2 separate regions of the Homo sapiens genome follow, and region 2 is linked to region 1. Evidence: read pairs that join two places in POLR2A ChIA-PET (ENCODE). Cell type or tissue: PC-9. All regions are shown on one strand. Links, peaks and the distances in the headings refer to the core of each region. The heading gives the core; the rest is flanking DNA. Region 1 has its middle 12 kb from the start of NCEH1. Region 2 has its middle 18 kb from the start of TNFSF10.

Region 1 (2,920 bases), core at 133-2,632:
TGAGGGATTTAAATCTTAATTACCATACAAAGGTCTGAGCAGACCTAGGAGGAACTCCCTTCAGGACAGGAGGATAGATGGCTCCTCCTGGGTGATTGAGGGGATAAAACCACAGCAGGTATTCAGTAATTGATAGGGAGACTCTTGTAGAAACAGAGTTAGAAAAATCGCCTAATAATTGGTCTGCTCAAATGTGCGAGCTGTTTGCAGTCAGCCAAGCCTTGAAGTACTTACAGAATAAAAAAAACTCTATCTTAATCCTGACACAAAAGGTTACCTACACCCTCTCTGAAACAAATTTTCATAAGAATTGTTTATGGGAGTGCATCTTGAAGGAGCAGCTGGGTTGTTATGAAATACTCAGGAACCCAGCCCAGCTCTAGAACTCGCCCCTGAGCTCAAAGGCAATGTTGGGCATGCTGGTAAAGGACCACTAGAATCCAGCAGCGTAGACTCCTTTCTTTGTGGTCAAGAAAGGTGGGAAAACAGATGCAGGACCAGTACATTGGTCAGTGTAACGAGTCCGATAAACAGAAGTCCATGGGTGGTTATGCACCCTGGAAAGGAATAAGCATTAGGACCATAGACGACACTCTAGGACTAATGCTTATCAGAAAATGACTAGGGGTGCTGGCATCCCTATGTTCTTTTTTCAGATGGGAAATGTTCCCCCACAAGGCAAAAACGCCCCTAAGATGTATTCTGGAGAATTTGGCCTAGTCAGAGTGTATGCAACTTTTTACCTCTCAGATTTGAAACAAATTAAAATAGACCTAGGTAAATTCTCAGATAACCCTGATGGCTGTATTGATGTTTTACAAGGGTTAGGACAATCCTTTGATCTGACATGGAGAGATATAATGTTACTGCTAGATCAGACACTAACCCCAAATGAGAGAAGTACCGTCATAACTGCAGCCCGAGAGTTTGGTGATCTCTGGTATCTCAGTCAGGTCAATGATAGGATGACAACAGAGGAAAGAGAACAATTCCCCACAGGCCAGCAGGCAGTTCCTAGGCTAGACCCTCACTGGGATGCAGAATCAGAACACGGAGATTGGTGCCACAGACATTTGCTAACTTGTGTGCTAGAAGGACTAAGGAAAACTAGGCAGAAGCCTATAAATTATTCAATGATGTCCACTATAACACAAGGAAAGAAGAAAATCCTACTGCCTTTCTGGAGAGACTAAGGGAGTCATTGAGGAAACATATCTCTCTGTCACATGACTCTATTGAAGGCCAACTAATCTTACAGGATAAATTTATCACTCAGTCAGCTGCAGATACTAGAAAAAACTTCAAAAGTCCACCTTAGGCCTGGAGCAAAACTTAGAAACCCTATTGAACTTGGCAACCTTGGTTTTTTATAATAGAGATCAGGAGGAGCAGGTGGAACAGGACAAACAGGATTAAAAAAAAAAGGGGGCCACCACTTTAGTCATGGCCCTCAGGCAAGCGGACTTTGGAGGCTCTGGGAAAGGGAAAGGCTGGGCAAATCGAATGCCTAATAGGGCTTGCTTCCAGTGTGGTCTATAAGGACACTTTAAAAAAGATTGTCCGAATAGAAATAAGCCGCCCCCTTGTCCATGCCCCTTATGTCAAGGGAATCACTGGAAGTCCCACTGCCCCAGGGGACGAAGGTCCTCTGAGTCAGAAGCCACTAACCAGACGATCCAGCAGCAGGACTGAGGGTGCCCGGGGCAAGCGCCAGCCCATGCCCTCACCCTCAGAGAGCCCCAGGTATGCTTGACCATTGAGGGCCAGGAAGTTAACTGTCTCCTGGACACTGGCGCAGCCTTCTCAGTCTTACTCTCCTGTCTCGGACAACTGTCTTCCAGATCTGTCACTATCTAAGGGGTCCTAGGACAGGCAGTCACTAGATACCTCTCCCAACCACTAAGTTGTGACTGGGGAACTTTACTCTTTTCACATGCCTTTCTAATTATGCCTGAAAGCCCCACTCCTTTGTTAGGGAGAGATATCCTGGCAAAAGCAGGGGCCATTATACACTAGAATTAGGAGAAGGAAAAAGGATAAATATATATACAGACTCTAAGTATACTTACCTAGTCCTCCATGCCCACACAGCAATATGGAGAGAAAGGGAATTCCTAACTTCTGAGGGAACACCTATCAAACATCAGGAAGCCATTAGGCCCCAAAATTCTCCTTGCCTCTGAATCTACTTCCTCCGATCCCTGCCTAAAGATAATTTTATGGGGAAGAGGATTAGTTTGTGTCTTTCGGGTGACACTCAGGTGCCTTTGTGGGTGCCCACCAAACATCTGAAGATCTATCATGAACCATGGCATCTAGTGGACCCACCTGTACAGTGTGAATTGAAGGTTTGAAAAGCCTCGATTTGCTTTCCCTGTGCCTTTTGTTAGAAGGGGCCTGTTTCTCATTATCAGTGGCCTCTCGGCTACAGCCACAAAAGTTTTTGCTTCTGTTTCAGTAGATTTACTAATGTGGGGGTGGGGGTATGCTTGTGTTTTTGCAGGAGATGAACAAACCGTGTGGATGCCCTCAAGATGTGTACAACTATAGAACAGGAGATGGGTACGACCATAGAACAGGAGATGGGAGGGTCCAACCATGGACCGGGTTCCGCCAGTATGAGCCATGAGCCAGTTGAATCTGAATGCAAAGAACAAGGACCGACTGGAGTCACAATGCTTAACGGACCAATGCTTTCTGACTCAGCTCCTCTCTACCCTGAATAAAGAGACCCTAATAGTTAGGCAGGAGTATCATCACCCCTGTTCAGCATGAAGAAGTTACAGAAGATGGACGTTCATCCTTCTGCAACCCCTAGGATTAAGGGTCCTCTTGTAAAAGGGAAAGGGGAGGTATGTGGGAAGCATTCAAACCAGAGTGACTCCAGTTTGAAAAAGGGCTAAGAAAAATGAAGCTGGAT
Region 2 (2,920 bases), core at 150-2,649, 180 kb before region 1:
TTTAGTAGTGCCAACTTACCCATTAGGCACAGTAGGCAAAGTGCCTGAGGCCCATGAAACTTTATGAGTTGATAAAAAATGTTTTAATTTTAATTTTTTAAAAAATCAGATAAAAAATGAATAATGAGTGTATAATAAGTAATCCAACCTGGGTTATATTTGTTTTTTTACCAATGCAGTCATAAAATATAATTGTTAACATATTTTATGGAAGAAGGGACTCAGACAAAAGGGCCTGGGGCCCATGAAACTCATAATTGTGGATCTCACTGTTAGCAGTCATGACTGTGGTAGTATTAATCGCAGAATCCTCAACAATAATAGTAGAGTGAAAAAACAAAATGTCAAGATTGTAACTGAGCTATTTACTGATCTAGTTGTAGTTAATCTCTTGATAAAAGAAGTTGGAGTAGGTTTGTGTAATAGTTGAGTATGATGTTTATTACTTTTCAGCCATCCCTTTAATAATAGATGAATGAGTACCTTTAAAAAGAACCATGTTGTTTTTCAATACTACTGGACTATAACGAACATATCATCAATGCAGAAAATACAGTAATTGTAAAATCAAATAGTTTTAGGTTTAGCAGTGAAATAGCTCTAGGTATCGTTAATTTTTTTTTTTCTTTTGGCAGTATCAACATTGTGTTGATACTGAAGAATGCATTTTCTGGAAAGACAGGGATAATCAATTTTCTCCCAGATTCAATGGGAGAAAATCATACTCAATATGAACTGTATATTGAGAAGTTAAACATGCCAAGTTTTTACCATATTTTGTTTTCACTAATACATATGTAAATCTTAATTTATTTTTAAAAGACACAAAATGCCTATATTTTATCCACATTATTCTTAGAATTGATCATGTCCGCTTTAACAAATTTCTATTTTAATAAAAATTGGATTTCATAAAACTACACATTTTATAAAACAAAAATAATTCTTGCTAAACCAGCAATAAAGAAACATATTTGTTTAGAAAGTATATTTCCAACTGAACGAATTAGCTTGTCTCTCCATTGACCAAAGACAGGGTTAGAGGTGTTGTTAAGATCCTTTCTTTTTTTGTTTTTTTTTTTTTTGAGATGGAGTTTTGCTCTTGTCCCCCAGGCTGGAGTGCAATGGCACGATCTCGGCTCACTGCAACCTCTGCCTCCCAGGTTCAAGCAATTCTCCTGCCTCAGCCTCCCGAGTAGCTGGGATTACAGGCACACGCCACCATACCCAGCTTGTTTTTGTATTTTTAGTAGAGACAAGTTTCACCGTGTAGGCCAGGCTGGTCTCGAACTTCTGACCTCAAGTAACCCGCCCGCCTCAGCCTTCCAAAGTGCTGGGATTACATGTGTGAGCCACTGTGCCTGGCCAGGATCCTTTCTAAACTTGTTGAATTTTGGCCAAGTGTGGTGACTCACTCCTCTAATTCCAGCACTTTGCGAGGCAGAGGCGGGCGGATCACCTGAGGTCACGAATTCCAGACCAGCCTGGCCAACATGGTGAAATCCTGTCTCTACTAAAAATACAAAAATTAGCTGGATGTGGTGGTGCACACATGTAATCCCAGCTACTTGGAGGGCTGAAGCAGGAGGATCACTTGAACCGGGGAGGCAGGGGTTGCAGTGAGCTAAGATCACGCCACTACACTTCAGCCTGGGCAACAGAGCGAGACTCTGTCTCAAAAAAATAAAAATAAAAATAAATAAACTTACTGAGTTTAATTTTAGAGCTTGGCTAAATGACAAAGGAAGAGGATAAAGGAAAGGAACAAAGAAAGACCAGGCCATAGCTTTAATCTCTGTGATCAGACAGCAGTGTTGTGGCAGGGTGTTGGAGAGGGGAGGAACTTGGTATTAATAATATTTGTAATCTGCAATTTTCCCCCAAAATGTCTTTGGTTGATTATTTCATTTAAGGTAACATTTTGACTTCAAAATAGTTTACATCAACAGTATTTGTCAGTCTAGATTTAATCAACAGTTTTAAATAATTGGCTGGATTCTCAACCTTGGATCTTTTCCTAGAAAAATGTTTCCTTCCACATAGTGAACCTGATTTTGAAAAAAAGATATGGGAGATTATTTCTCCAGATAAGAGAGTCTTCTGGGAATCAAGTGTTTTTCCATAATATTATGTGAAATAACTAGGTAAGACATCTGAGTAGAATATAAGGAGTGAGAGTTACAGAATATAAGAAGGCAGAGTTCCTTGCTGGGCTAGAACTGTGCTGACAGCTCTCTGGTATAATTTATTAGCTCCTTTTAGTAACAAACAAATTATCACTGGAAGCATACCTGTGTGCTACATATTATAAATAACTAATACTTTTGAATGCTCACTAAGTGCCAGGCACTCTTCTAAGCCTTGTATGAGTATTATAACTTTTTATGTGACAGCAACCCCATGAGGTCACATTACCCTCATTTTTATTGGTGAAAAAAAGTAATGTAATTGTCCTATGACATTAAACTACAAATTGGTGGCCTGAGAGTTTCAAGCAGTGTGACCCCAGAACCCATAATACTCGAGGTGGGTCCATGGTCCAGCAGTCTCTGCTGCACCTGGGAGCCTGTTATAAATGCAGGTTCTCAGGGCCCACAGATCTCCTGGGTCAGCATCTGCATTTTGTTTTATGTATTTATGTATTTATTATTATTATTATTATTATTATTTTGAGACTGAGTCTCGCTCTGTCACCCAGGCTGAAGTGCAGTGGTGCGATCTCAGCTCATTGCAATCTCCGCCTCCTGGGTTCAAGCGATTCTCCTGCCTCAGCCTCCCGAGTAGCCGGGACTACACCTGAGTGCCACCACGCCAGGCTAATTTTTGTATTTTTTAGTACAGACAGGGTTTCACCATGTTGGCCAGGCTGGTCTCGAATTCCTGACCTCAGGTGGTCTGACTGCCTCGGCCTCCCAAAGTG

What was found. ChIA-PET counts read pairs that join two places held together with the same protein. Peaks named below come from ENCODE experiments on the same cell type or tissue, not always from the same donor. Only the 100,000 strongest peaks of a DNase experiment are listed, where the experiment ranks them.
Region 2: POLR2A ChIA-PET joins it to region 1 with 18 read pairs; 2 of 35 experiments call an interaction of 5 or more read pairs at or near these places.

The regions. Positions count from the first base shown.
Region 1 is chr3:172,721,281-172,724,200 of GRCh38, forward strand. No RefSeq gene overlaps it. Among named protein-coding and RNA genes, the nearest start is that of NCEH1, 12 kb to the left of the region's middle. In PC-9, for the core only: no CTCF peak of the experiment used is centred there; a DNase peak (open chromatin) is centred at 1,551; H3K4me3 peaks cover 1,103 bases; H3K27ac peaks cover 2,500 bases.
Region 2 is chr3:172,540,053-172,542,972 of GRCh38, forward strand. No RefSeq gene overlaps it. Among named protein-coding and RNA genes, the nearest start is that of TNFSF10, 18 kb to the left of the region's middle. RefSeq lists a silencer at 1,247-1,541. In PC-9, for the core only: no CTCF peak of the experiment used is centred there; a DNase peak (open chromatin) is centred at 1,409; H3K27ac peaks cover 1,366 bases.